Regions from separate parts of the Homo sapiens genome. Here all the other regions are linked to region 1. Evidence: chromatin contacts called from ENCODE Hi-C or POLR2A ChIA-PET data. All regions are on one chromosome and are shown on one strand. The core of a region is the stretch at or near the end of the contact, and the rest is flanking DNA. Distances in the headings are between cores, read along the strand shown. Region 1 overlaps CRADD (CARD and death domain containing adaptor protein). Region 2 overlaps LOC105369911 (a long non-coding RNA gene). Region 3 overlaps CRADD (CARD and death domain containing adaptor protein).

Region 1 (4,430 bases), core at 1,161-3,660:
CTGTACAGAAGGAGGTGAACCACCTTGCCCACTGCCCCACAGCATTGCTGAGAGGTCCAAATGAGATCACATACAGGAAAAGCCGTGAAAACAGTAAAGCATTCTATAAACACCATGTGCTATTGATAAAAGGACAGAAGACTAAATCATACTCCTTAGGAGCACAACACTTCAGTCATTCTGGCTTCAATGGAAAGACCACACCCCCTCTCGTCCCCTGACTTAATGCTTTCAATAAACAGCACAGGATTTTCTCGAGCGATCTTTTAAAGATGAAGGGCTCGGGTATGCATGCTGGTCCTTGAACTGGTCTTTGCAGGGAGCTTTAGTGTCTTACAATATTTAATACAGACATCCTGCCTGAGCTATTTATCCTGACTTGGGAAAGTAACCATTTCACTGTTACTATTAATTCTGTTCCAAAAAGAAAAAAAAGACTATTGTAATTTTACACCCTTAATCTATGCAACACAGGAATGAGAAAGAAAAAAAAAAACCCAACACGGTACTTTCTCATGAGTGAGGCACATTATATATAGTAATTCGCATTTTATTATTTTATCATTATGAATAGTAAAGTCCACAGTTCAGTCCTCAGACAACATTCAGGTAAATGTTTTACATATGAGACACCTGCCTGTAATGTGATGACATGAGATATATATATGGATATATATATATATGGATATATATTTTGAACCACTGTGATTTACTAGTCTATTAAAATGCCATTACACATTTAAAAACTGAACAATTACAACAATGCAATCTTCAAGCAATTAAAAACAAAGAATTGTTGAGCCAACATGGGAGATCTGCTGAGTAATCTGGCCTTTCAAGTAATGTCTAGTGGAAACCCTGTTTTCTCCTTCCATCTGAAGATCATCAAAAATAAAAAACAAACCTACACAAAAAACCACCTGCTCTGAGTGAAAGTCAGGATTCAGCCCACATGACTCAGGGACACACTCCCCAGCGGTTGCTGGAGGCACCATCACTCCAACATGTGCAGGAGCAGCGAGGGGTCCACCTCCACAGCCCGCAGCCCGTTGTGCAGGCTCTGGAAGGTGGCCTGCTTCCCGAAGCGCTGCCGCCAACGGATGAAGGCCTCCACCACCTGCGACTGCACGTTGTGGGGGTGGTTGGCCTTACAGCGGTAGATATCCGTCTGGGACAGTCCCAGAGACAGCACCATGGGCTCCCACTCAGGGCCCAGCCTCTGGGCCAGCTGGTTAATCTGCCGGTCTGATGGGGAGCTGTTGAGGATGTGCGAGGGGATCCCAGTCAATCTGTCACCTGAGGAGGAAAAAGACACCCCGGTGAAATGAGCAAGGCAACAAACACATCATTTGGGGGCAGAAATGAGAATCGTGGGGAGAAGAAGGCAATGCTTCCAAATGGCAGAGCCAATTGGCTCTTGTCTTCTTCCTGGGGGCTGCTCTGTACAACGCCATGATTCAGGGCTTCAATGCTGTTAAGTATCTGTGAAAATGTTTTTACAGAAACTTTTTTTTTTTTTTTTTTTGAGACGGTGTTTCACTCTGTCACCCAGGCTGGAGAGCAATGGCATGATGTTGGCTCACTACAAACTCCACCTCCTGGGTTGAAGTGATTCTCCTGTTTCAGCCTCCCAAGTAGCTGGGATTACAGGCAACTGCCACCATGCCCAGCTAATTTTTGTATTTTTAGCAGAGACAGGGTTTCACCATGTTGGCCAGGCTGGTCTTGAACTCCTGACCTCAGGTGATCCACCTGCCTTGGCCTCCCAAAGTGCTAGGATTACAGGCGTGAGCCACAGCACCCTGCCTGTTACAGAAACTTTGAAAGCAACAAAATAAAAATAACTAGAAATCCCACCAGAAAAACTCATTGATAATAACTAGTCTATTTTCTTTGATATATAAAACACACATGAAGGGTTACCTCGTACATGCTGCTTTGTAACAGGCTTTTTTCACTTCTATCCCTTTTACTCAAGGCCAGGCAAGGCATTCTGGGGGAATTCAAGAATGGCTGCACAGACCCCAGCTCCCTCTGGCACTGTCTGTGGCCTTAGTGATGGGGCCTGTTCCAAGGCTGGGAATGCCCCTCCCTGCAGGAAAGGCACGTGCTAGAGGACAAAGGCTAAACCAAACAGCTACCCTCGCCGATGAGGTTGAACTTGAAATATTACCGAGAAAACGTGTAGCTGCTAACAGAAGCCAGAGCCAAGAGGGCTGCTGAGAACAAAATAAACCTAAGAGGCCATAGGGTAGCAGGAAGGGAAGAGAGCGGGGTTTGTTCATAGCAGAGGCCACAAGAGTGGAGTTACCGTTCTGGCAGAGCCCAGAAGAGGAACAGGAAGTATGAGACGGGGCAACGAGGAAATCTGACCTTACACTTCCTGAACTAGATTCTTATTTGCCTGAGGCCAGTCTGCTAAGAAGCATGACATTGAGTGAATGGTTATAAATGTGCCCAGCAAAACCAGTGAGCAGTGCCTTTGGTTATACAGAGGAGCTCCTAACTTCATTAGGGAAGGCCTTCCAGGGGAAGGAGGCTAAAGCTAAGCCCTGAACACTAGGAGGAGGAGCTGGGTGATGAAGGAGGAACAGGGCGTGGCGCATCTCGAGAAGAGAGAATTGCATGTGCAAAGGCCCAGAGGCAGGAGAATCGCAATGGAGGAAGTGAAAGGCACTCACAGCAGCCAAGTGCAGAGATTGAGACGGACTCCAAACATCCAAAGTCATTTGCTAGGTTCAGACATTTGTTTGACAGCACAGTACACTATACTCCCATCCATCAGCATCACAGGGATTCAGGTCAGTCTACTTCATGCTCATCAGTCCACTATTGTGTTTTGATTTATGATTCAATAAGAAGGCAAAGGCACCTTATTACAAGAGCTGATGTTTTCCACAGCCCATGTCTTTGGCCTCTGGGCAGCGGCCAGCACCTTAGAGATGAGTTGCAAAAATATTGTCAAGGGCTCTTTCTGGTGTTTGTCAACACTACAATTTAAAAAACAATGACTATGACGCAATTAGAATACTGATGACACTACTGATCAATAGTTGAGATTAACAGCAATGATTTTACGGCTTGTATAAAAACATAGGCTCATTAAAAAAAAAATAAAGCAACAGAAAACAGCGCAAAGAAGAAAAGAAATCATCCAATATCCCGCTATTGTGTTTACAGTTGGTGACCATCATTCTGGATATCTCTGTATGCACATACACTGGTAGAAGGCTAGATAGAGGGTAATGGGTTCATTTAAAATGATAACATATGACCTTTTCTTTCCAGTAAGAGCTATGTAATTTTGTTTGGATGTAACAGAAGAAAAAGCAGAAGTGAAACAAAATGACATTCTGACCAGCGGTTACAAGTTAACATACTTGAAAACATACACACACACAATTTAATGCACAGAAAAAAGTTACGAAAACTCAAGGGTTAACTGCATGTTTTTATAGAAATACTCTATAATTACTTTACATTTCCTCTCCACTTCCTCACACTTGATTTTTTTTCACTTACATAATTTTTATTTTGCCAGATGCCTAATAGTTATACATTTCTTTAACAATCATCCATGCCCCCTTGCCCCATTGTTTAGTCCTAAGGTGGCATTGTAATGGTTGAATGCTCACCAGTGTTTTGTTGTTGTTGCTGTTGTTACTGTTCTTCATCTGTGGCTTTTCTACTCCTGGGTCTGTTCTTCTGATTTGAGTCATTTGGGTCAATTTCATCACAGGGAGGTTTTTTTTTTTTTTTTTTTTTTTCAAGCAATGCTCATGACTGCCATAGTCTCTTGACTTCTTTCAGGTCAAGGCATCCTGCTTATTGCCTTCACTGGAATAATAACTTAATATTTAGAGAACAATTTTATATTATTTTTATCTTTTTATATTCTTAACAGTATAATATAAAATTATATTCATAATTTTAAATTATATTATTTAAATAATGTTATTTCCCTTAAAAGTTTGTAGACCTTGTTCGTACTTTATGGTAGGGGTTGCTGATGTGGAGAATTCTGATACCAACTTAGTCATCCAGTATTTTGTGTAACTTGCTTTTCCTGTCTGAGGTCTAAATACTGAAACTTTAGACCAGGGTATATGTTATCCATTCTACATCTGCACTTTCAGATATGTGGCATAACCTTCTTTTTTTCTGAGACGGAGTCTCGCTCTGTCATCCAGGCTGGAGTGCAGTGGCGTGATCTCAGCTCACTGCAAGCTCTGCCTCCTGGGTTCATGCCATTCTTCTGCCTCAGTCTCCGGAGCAGCTGGGACTACAGGTGCCTACTACCATGCCTGGCTAATTTTTTTTTGTATTTTTAGTAGAGATGGGGTTTCACTGTGTTAGCCAGGATGGTCTCGATCTCCTGACCTTGTGATCCGCCTGCCTCAGCCTCCCAGAGTGCTGGGACTACAGGCGTG
Region 2 (4,586 bases), core at 1,148-3,647, 46 kb before region 1:
TGGAACCGGAAGACCTACTCGAGAATCCCCCTCTCTGCAGGAGAGAGACCTATTCTCTTTCTTTCGCCTGTTAAACTCACTCTGTGTGTGTCTGCATCCTCGATTTCTTTGGCATGAGGCAGTGAACCTCAGGTATCACCCCAGATGAATGACACCACTTCACTTTCAGTTGGTTGCTGTAAATCTCCTGATTTTTGGAAAACTGGCCCGTTTTAAAGTTCAGTTTGAGCACATGTCAGGTAGCACAAGTGACACTATTCTGGTTTGCTTTGGTCTGTTGGAGCCCAGTGGAAGGACTCTGTCCAAAGCAATGGCCTCCTATAAATTTTATTTAACAACCTGAGCCTGGGGTAATAGTGACCCAGATAATGGTACTGTGGCTTAGAGAGTCATTTCTCCCTAGTGGTCACTGTGTGTTTTACCAGACAGAACAAAGAGCTGCAGATCCAGGAACAGTGGTTAGCCAACTCAACAGCATTTCCCAGGGAGATGGCTCTCTGTGTAACAGTCATAATTTATCAAACATTTTTGGTCCTTCAGAAACATTCCTGTTTTCTTCTCTCTCCTCAGCACTTCCTGTTTCTCTTTCATTTGGAACTTTTTCTCCTTCGCTATGCCCATCTCCTTTTCTTCCTGGTATTTCTCTCGCTTTCCCTCTTCATTGCTAATCTCCTTCTTCTTCTCTTAACTGGTATCGTCTTTCATATGTATTGAATATGTGTCAGTGTTCCCTGTTATCAGTTTAAAAACTAGATCAATTTATACCCCAAATGGAGTGAACAGATTGAACAAAACACCTGATGCCCATTAAATCTGAATTTCAGATAAATAATAATAATATTTGGAATACAATTATACAAAAAATATTATTGCTTACCTGAAATTTAAATTTAACTGGGCATCCTGTATTGTATTCTCACAGCCCTGCCTCCACCTATAGCTCAGTGTGGGCTTCAAATCTTGTTTGTCCTGAGAGTCAGTGGCTCTTGCAAATAAAACCAGGTCCCACGAATTTTTTATGATGAACCTGGTAACTGTCTTACACTTTTTTTTTGAGACAGGGTCTTGCTGTAAACCCAGGCTGGAGTGCAGTGGCACTATCATGGCTCACTGCAGCCTCAGTCTCCTGGGCTCAAGGAATCCTCCCACACAGCCTCCCAAGTAGCTGGGATTATAGGTGTGCACCACCACACCTGGCTAATTTTTAGATTTTTTGTAGAGGTGAGGTTTTGCCATGTTGCCCAGGCTGGTCTTGAACTTTTGGGCTCAAGCAATCCTCTCACTTGGGCCTCCTGAAGTGCTGGGATTACAGGAGTGAGCCACCATGTCCAGCAGTCTCTTATAATTTAAAAAATGTGATCAATCAACATTTCCTGAACACCCCAAATTGCAGAGAGTTTTTGGTCTCTTGCTTTTATGTGACACCTACATCTTCCAGGAGCTTGTTTTTAAAGGCAGCTGGCCTTCTTGAGGCACTCTTAAGCCCTGCCATCACTGTGCCATCCCAGAAATTGGAGAAAGCTCAGGGTGCAGATTCCCAGGGTGGCTGAATTCAAACCGCAATGTCAGGCCCCTGTTAGGGAAGTTAAGGGAAAGTTAATTCTGTGGGAAGTGGGGAGGGGAGGAGTAGAAATTATAAGCTTTTCTTTCAATATGACATCTTTGCCTTGTATTTCCTGTACCTCAGGAATGACCGAAGGATTGGGGAAGAAAATACTCCCCCTGCTGATGCTCCTTTGGTTCTACTTGGGAGTGAAGCTCACAAGAGGAGGGACTGCAATAAACGTTCCCCAGATGATGCAGAGGTCTCTCTCTGCTGACAGTTAATACCTTGCCTCCAAGCCTGAATCGCCTTCCTGTCTGCGGGGTGTCTGAACGAACACAGCAAGATGTGCAGGTCACTGAGTTAGAAGAAGTCGGCAGGGCCTAAGGCCTTCTGCAAGGTGTGACTCTCTCCCTCCATACTGAGAACATTTTGAAGTGACTTCAGAGGCTGCAGGGCTTGGGAAGTCCCATGAGAACCGCTCCCCTTTCCCAAGGCACCGACATGGCCTGTAGCCAGGCATTGCTGTTTCTCAGCAGACTGATCCAGGCCAGGCTTTCTGCTCTCCCTGCTGGAGGACCGCCATCCTTATTGAATGTATTTCCAAGAAAGCAGTTGACGGGCTTGGCTGTGCTATTTCTGGAAATGTTCAATAGGCCATCTTCTGGCAGGGACCGCTGCTGATGGATGGGTCTGAAGGGGAGACCGAGTGCTCAGCGCCATCTCGGCCCCGGCCTATTCCCAGGTGTCTCTGAGCAACAGCCGTCCCCAAATACCACGGGCCGGCAGCTGGCGGGGGCTGTGGGCCTCTGTGGAACTTGCTTCCTCCCTGGCAGGGAAGCTGCCAGCAGGCCTACTGCTAAATGAAGACAGGCGCCCTGTGACTATAAATTACAAAACACATCAGCTCCGGCTGATGCACCGCATGTCCCGCAGTCAGTTCTGCAGGGGACACTTGGCCACTGCCAAAGGGCATTCCAGACAGTGGCTTTAACTCTTGTGGCAGCCACAGGAGAGAGGCCAAGCCTGTTGCTGGGCAGAGGAGCTCTTGGCAACTCCCAGAGGTTGCAATTGCTCTGGACTGCTGAGCTCTGTATAGACCAGGGCTTCTCACCCTCTGCACCATTGACATTTTGGACAACATACTTCTTTGTTAGGGGCCATCTGAGCATTGTAGGTTTAGCAGCATCTCTGTTATCTACTCACTAGATGCCAACATAATCCCCTGCCCCCCGCCCACCCACACACATACACAGAATTGTGACAACCAAAAACGCCTCCAGACATTGTCAAATGTCCCCTGGAAGGCAAAATCGCCCTTGATTGAGAACCACTGGTGTAGAGGAAAGAGGGTAGGGTCTGGGGTGATGGCAGAGAGAGGAAGATGCCAGTTCAGAATCTCCAGGTGAGCTGTGAAGCCAGGCAAGTAACAGAATCCTTTGGCCTCAGTTTCCTCATCTCTAAAATGAGAAGAAAGAGAAGGTCAAATCAAGGGAGTATGGCGATCAGCTGAGCTAATGTGTGTGGTGCACTTTGAGATGTATTTAAGCTCTAGGTCAAACAACGTAGGAATAGATGATCTAGTGCTTATTTTTTTTTTTTTCTTTTTTGAGATGGAGTCTTGCTCTGTCGCCCAGGCTGGAGTGCAGTGGTGTGGTTCACTGCTACCTCTGCCTCCCAGGTTCAGGTGATTCTCCTGCCTCAGCCTCCAGAGTAGCTCGGATTACAGGCACATGCTACCGCGCCTGGCTAATTTTTGTATTGTTAGTAGAGACAGGATTTCATCATGTTGGCCAGGCTGGTCCTGAACTCCTGACCTCAGGTGATCGGCCCATCTCAGCCTCCCAAAGTGTTGGGATTACAGGCATGAGCCACTGCGCCCAGCCTAGTGCTTAAATTTAAAGAACATGGCTCCCTTTGAAGAATTTAGCCGAGTATTTATAAAATTCCCCGTGACTCTTAAATTAAAACAAACAAATGCTTTAGAAAGCTTTTCTCTTTATTTTTTTTCTTCTGACTTCTAACAAGAATAAGTATGCCGTGTCTGCCTGAGGTTAATGTACATGATTTCCCCTAGTCTTCCTTGAAAGAGGCTTCAATTTTTTTTTTTTAAATCAACACCCTAGGAATTGTGTCCGTCCAATGAACAAACAGAAAGTAATGAGGGAAGGGAATGCCCCTCTATTTTATTCACAAAATTAGCATCCTTTTCTTTATAGTTAGTAACAAAAACTGGTAAGGAACCACCACAGCCCTATAGAAAGACACTGTTGCTTTAAATGAGCTTTGCTGTTATATAATTCTCTGGCTGATTTCACCCCTCCAGCTTTCAAGGAACTGTAAAGAAATCTCTAAAGGCTAATATTTCTCCTGTTCACACTGGCAGAAAAACACAAAGGAAACTGGTAACCTGAGCTCCCTGGAAGGTAAAAAAGGAAGAGCCGAGTCCTGGAGGACAGGGCTACATGTGTCCCTTCCCGTCTTGGGGACCTTGTCAAGCACCAGGCGGCTGCAGCCCTTCTTTACAGCACAGCCTGTGTTCTTTCGGAAGAGCCAAGGCCACATTTGCTTTGGGAAACAAGACACTGTGATTAATCAAGGAAAACAAAAACAGCTTCGTTTTCCATAATGGGCCCATGGAAAGGCTTTTCTAGGAAAAACCTTGATCAAGCTGTTCCTTCTATTTCCCTAGTGGCCAACAGGGCTGGAGGGGGAGCACGGGAGAGCAGATGGGGTGAGCAAGAAGGTATCCATGAAAGTTTATTCCCGAATGATCCCTTCCAGAAACAAGGCTTCATTATGTTCACTTGCCCAAAGCACTGAGAGCGCCCACCAGCTAACAGCAAGGGCCCCCCTTCCAAGGCCAGGCATCACTGTCCTGGCACCCAACGTGCCCACCCACTCCTACTAGATCATTCCAGTCAGACAGGGTTCCTTGAAGGGAGATTAGGGGAGTGACACTCCGAACCAAACAAAGGAACAAAGAAGGGTCAGAAAAGGCAGGCAGACTCGGCACTGTGGTAAAACGCTCTCACATGCTTAC
Region 3 (4,339 bases), core at 1,207-3,706, 46 kb after region 1:
AATCTTGAAAGCAGTAGCTATTATACTCGGCTTACTCATCATCCTTAACTACCATTTATTAGTTCTCACCCCCTTTGTATAGCAGGTATTATTAATCATCTGTCAGAGTTCTGGGAAGTTAAGATCAGGGAGGGTAATGCAAGGTCAGACACTGAGTCCATGGGCAAAGTGAGATGGGGTCTGAATCGAGGAGTCCTTCATTCAATGTTTGATTCTGAATTATGTGTCTACATCCTTTCCTCCTCCCTCTCACTCCTACCCACTGCCTGGCCATGAAGTTTTATTTTCCAACTGTTTTGCTTGGTGTAAATTGGAAGGACTCTAATGGAGAGATGAAACAGCCACATTTCAACAGTAGAGGAGGGGTGGTGATTTAGAAGGAAACAAAATCTTAATGGTGTCACTAGCCAAGGGCCTGACCACAGTGTTCAGCAGCTCATTCTGATGAGTACACCATGACTCCGGCAGACACCCCGCACTACATTTCATTGTTCTCCTGAGACTTGGGGACTTCTTTAGTTTGATCCAAATCTCTCATAGTCTGGGTATGTCAGCACTTACCAGAGCATCTGGATGAAAACGGAAAATTTCCCCTCAGATGTAGCTGGTATATACCTGGTTATACAATTCCAAAATCCAGATATTTGAAATCATACATGTGACTGACTAAATGTGTGCATTTTCCCTTCAATGTCAGGCATCATTGCAATAGCCTGGATATATTTAAGCTACCAAGGAACATCCTCACTGGCATCACTCTTGCCAAAATGCATTAAACACCCAAGTTTCCAGATAAGGATGACAGGCATTAAGAACCTACAGATGTGCCTACTCTACAGATGTATGTATTTTTTTTTTCATTTAAGTGTTTTGTATGGGATGGTGTATTAGTTTTCTACTACTGCCATGACAAATGGCCACAAATGTTAATGACTTCAAACAGTACAAATTTATTATCTTAACAGTTCTGAGACCTGTGCTCCCTTTTGGAGGCTCTAAGGGGATTGCATTGCCTTGTTTATTCCAGCTTCTAGAGACTGTATTCCTTAGCTCCAAGGCCTTGCCACCATCTTCAAAGACAGCAACAGTGGGTCAAATCATCACATCGCATCGGTCTGATCCACTCTTTTCCTCCCTTTTCCAATGTTTTCTTGTGATTAGGTTGGGCCCATCTAGATAATCCAGAATAATCTCCCAATCTCAAGATCAGTACCCTTAATCACACCTGCAAAGTCCCCTTTGCCATGGAGGTAACATATTTGCAGGTTCTAAGGACTCAGGCATGAACATCTCGGTGGGAGGGACATTAGTCTGCCTACCACAGATGAGTTTCTGTTTTGTTTTGTTTCTTTTCCATTTCAGCTGGAAGTAATTTGAGACTTCTGCTTCTCAGAATGCCAGGAGAGACAGATCTCCCGAGTTAAGACTTGCTAACAGCTTACTGGCAAGGCAGGGCACTCACAGTTTTTTTTAAAGACGCTTAATGCCAAATGGTGGACGTGGAATGGCTTTAAAAGAGAAACTGTATTTAAGATGGCCTCAACTACAGTAGATATTTTTTTTCTTGCTCACAAACAATACTTGGCAGGTGAATACGATAGAGGAGTGGGCCTCTTTCTTGCCATCATTCAGGAACCCAGCTTAATAGCAGCTCTGCCAACTTCCAAATCTCTCCCAGGAGCTGCCTCCCCTCCAGCCAGCCTGAAGGGAAAAGGAAGATGAAAGAGAGAGAGCATATGGGAGGTTTTCATGGGCCAGGCCTGGAAGTGGTACACATTTCTCTATTCATATTCCATTGACGAGACCTCAGTTTCCCTTAACTGCAAGGCAGACTGGGAAATGTATTTTGGCTGTATATCAGAAAGAAGAGGAAACACATGGTGGGAAACAGCTGAGAGTATACCAAGAAATCATCCTGATCTACTCTAGTCTTCTCCCAGAAGTTAGTATTCTGTCAGCTTCCAAAGGTCATCAATCTCAAACAATTATCATTGATGGCTCTGAAGCATGGCATTTTATCTCTGAAATAAAACTGGCATTGGGGGCAAAATGGTATTGTTTCAGAGGCATAGCTCTCCTCTCCCTTCCTTGCTCTCAAGCTGACACTAAGGGGAGCTCCTGCCTACTTGCACACATGCTATCTCCATTACTCCAGAGAAACCTTTTACACAGAGGAAAGGCTGGCTATTGGAAGACATCCTGAAGCATTCAGAGCTCACACTGAGAAGCTCCCCCAGTAACTGAGATGCTGCACCCACAAAAGTACCTTGGTTTCTTCTACAGATTACAGGAAAACAAATGGCCTCCCAGAGAAAAGGTCTGGATAGTGTTTTCCCCCCTTGTCAGGAGACTAGCAGACCGAAGAGGACATTCAGAGGCCCCACAAAGATACATTTACCTGCAGAACAGTGGAATATTGTCCCATCCCACACCTCTTGAGCTTGCACTAGATGAGAAAAAGGAAGTAGCCATGACCAGTTGGCCATTGGGATATGCAGCTTGTGGCCTGGCCCCTGGCCCAGAAATTCTCCTGGCTGCTGCATCACTGATACCTGGTTCTAGTCTGTTTTCACACTGATATGATGATGGCTGACATGAGATCAAGCTCAGAGAGCCCTGATTTAAAATACAGCCTAAGACATAATTATAACGTCAAAAAACAATAGATGTGGGCATGGATGTGGTTAAAAGGAAACACTTTTACCCTGCTGGTGGGAATGTAAATTAGTAAAACCACTATGGAAAACGTATAGAGATTCCTTAAAGAACTAAAAGTAGAAGTACCATTCAATCCAGCAATCCCACTACTGGGTTCCTACCCAGAGGAAAAGAAGTCATATGAAAAAGACACATGCACATGCATGTTTACAGCAGCACAATTCACAAGTGCAAAGATAGGGAACCAGCCTAAGTGGCCATCAACCAACGAATGGATAAAGAAAACACGGTGTATATATGCCATGGAATACCACTCAGCCATAAAAAGGAATGAAATAATGTCTTTTGTGGCAACTTGGATGGAGCTGGAGGCCATTATTCTAAGTGAAGTAACTCAAGAATGGAAAACAAATATTGTATGTTCTCACTTATAAGTGGGAGCTAAGCTATGAGGATTCAGAAGAATGATGTAATGGACTTTGGGGACTTGTTGTGGCCGGATGGGAGGGGGTGAGGTATAAAAGACAACATACTGGATACAGTGTACCCTGCTCAAGTGACGGGTGCACTAAAATCTCAGAAATCACCACTAAAGAACTTATCCATGTAACCAAAAACCACCTGTACCCCCAAAACTATTTAAATAAACATTTTTTAAAGGCCAGGCACTGTGGCTCATGCCTGGAATCCCAGCACTTTGGGAGGCTGAGGCAGGCGGATCACCTGAGGTCAGGAGTTCAAGACCAGCCTGGCCAACATAGTGAAACTCCATTTCTACTAAAAATACAAAAATTAGCCAGGCATAGTGGCGGGTGCTTGTAATCCCAGCTACTCAGGAGGCTGACGCTGGAGAATCACTTGAACCCAGGAGGTGGAGGTTGCAGTGAGCTGAGATCATACCACTGCACTCCAGCCTGGGCAACACAGTGAGACTGCGTCTCAAAAAAATAGATAAAAATAAAATAAAATAGGGCCTAAGAACTACATCTAAGGCCAATCAAATAGTTAAGGAGGGAAAGTTCTTCAGAGATCAATACCAGCTAATAAATGCAGAAGAATGTAGGAATTAGGAAACTACCATTTTGCTTCCACCTCATGAAGTACTGGAATTTGGCAGTTATCAATAAACATTAAACCATTGTGAAAGGTTGATAAGGAACTTTATAATGGAAAGATCAAGGTGAAAATGTCAAAACCTCCAATCAATCTATGATCATTACACATGGGACTGACAGGCTTTATGTACCTCCTGATGTGGTATGGTTGAAAGTCTACAGCACCACCAATAAAAGATATTCTTGCCTGAAATATTTAACCTGAATCTAATCAAGCCTCTAGATTCAACGACTAGCTTACAGGAAATATAGCAAACAGAAAAGTGTATTAACTACCACCACAATGATAAAATCACCCTAATCCAGAATAAATGATTCAGCCACTTTAATAGTGTATGTGATGGTTAATTTTGTGTGTCAACTTGACTGGGCTTAAGGGGTGCCCAGATAGCTGGCGAAACATTATTTTCGGATGTGTCTGTAAGGGTATTTTCATAAGAGAGTAGCATTTGAATCAACAGATTGAGTAAAGATCACCCTCACTGTATTAGTCCATTCTCACACAGCTATAAAGATACTACCTGAGACTGGGTAAGTTATGAAGAAAAGAGGTTTAATTGACTCAC

Evidence for each region. A loop is a pair of places that touch in the nucleus more often than their neighbours do. ChIA-PET counts read pairs that join two places held with the same protein, here RNA polymerase II (POLR2A). Pooled maps may share reads with other maps.
Region 2: a loop to region 1 is called in a map of naive thymus-derived CD4-positive, alpha-beta T cell, with 2.3 times the contacts of the local background. The contact joins two enhancer-like sites. A Hi-C loop is called at or near these places in 7 of 168 maps with a recorded cell type or tissue (Right ventricle myocardium inferior, endothelial cell of hepatic sinusoid, esophagus muscularis mucosa and 3 more), 1 of 37 single-sample maps with no recorded cell type and 9 of 50 pooled maps. POLR2A ChIA-PET finds 5 or more read pairs at or near these places in 3 of 52 experiments (HEK293, activated CD4-positive, alpha-beta memory T cell and activated naive CD4-positive, alpha-beta T cell).
Region 3: a map with no recorded cell type shows a loop between it and region 1 (2.9-fold over the local background). The contact joins two enhancer-like sites. A Hi-C loop is called at or near these places in 1 of 168 maps with a recorded cell type or tissue (gastrocnemius medialis), 1 of 37 single-sample maps with no recorded cell type and 1 of 50 pooled maps. POLR2A ChIA-PET finds 5 or more read pairs at or near these places in 5 of 52 experiments (CD4-positive, alpha-beta T cell, HEK293, OCI-LY7 and 2 more).

What each region holds. Positions count from the first base shown.
Region 1 is chr12:93,846,836-93,851,265 of GRCh38, reverse strand. CRADD (CARD and death domain containing adaptor protein) reads right to left here. Exons shown (of 3, transcript NM_003805.5): 3 at 510-1,296. The coding sequence ends at 995. Among named protein-coding and RNA genes, the nearest start is that of CRADD-AS1, 110 kb to the right of the region's middle. RefSeq lists an enhancer at 2,207-2,306 and a silencer at 3,223-3,272. Within about 2 kb of position 2,410, at least 11 of the 41 ENCODE cell types and tissues checked have a DNase peak (open chromatin) inside an H3K27ac peak, as active enhancers do.
Region 2 is chr12:93,892,467-93,897,052 of GRCh38, reverse strand. It overlaps LOC105369911 (a long non-coding RNA gene), which reads left to right. Exons shown (of 3, transcript NR_135017.1): 3 at 1,688-2,088. It also overlaps a transcript of CRADD not described here. Among named protein-coding and RNA genes, the nearest start is that of CRADD-AS1, 160 kb to the right of the region's middle. Within about 2 kb of position 2,397, at least 21 of the 41 ENCODE cell types and tissues checked have a DNase peak (open chromatin) inside an H3K27ac peak, as active enhancers do.
Region 3 is chr12:93,800,677-93,805,015 of GRCh38, reverse strand. All of the region lies in intron 2 of CRADD (CARD and death domain containing adaptor protein), which reads right to left. Among named protein-coding and RNA genes, the nearest start is that of CRADD-AS1, 65 kb to the right of the region's middle. Within about 2 kb of position 2,456, at least 9 of the 41 ENCODE cell types and tissues checked have a DNase peak (open chromatin) inside an H3K27ac peak, as active enhancers do.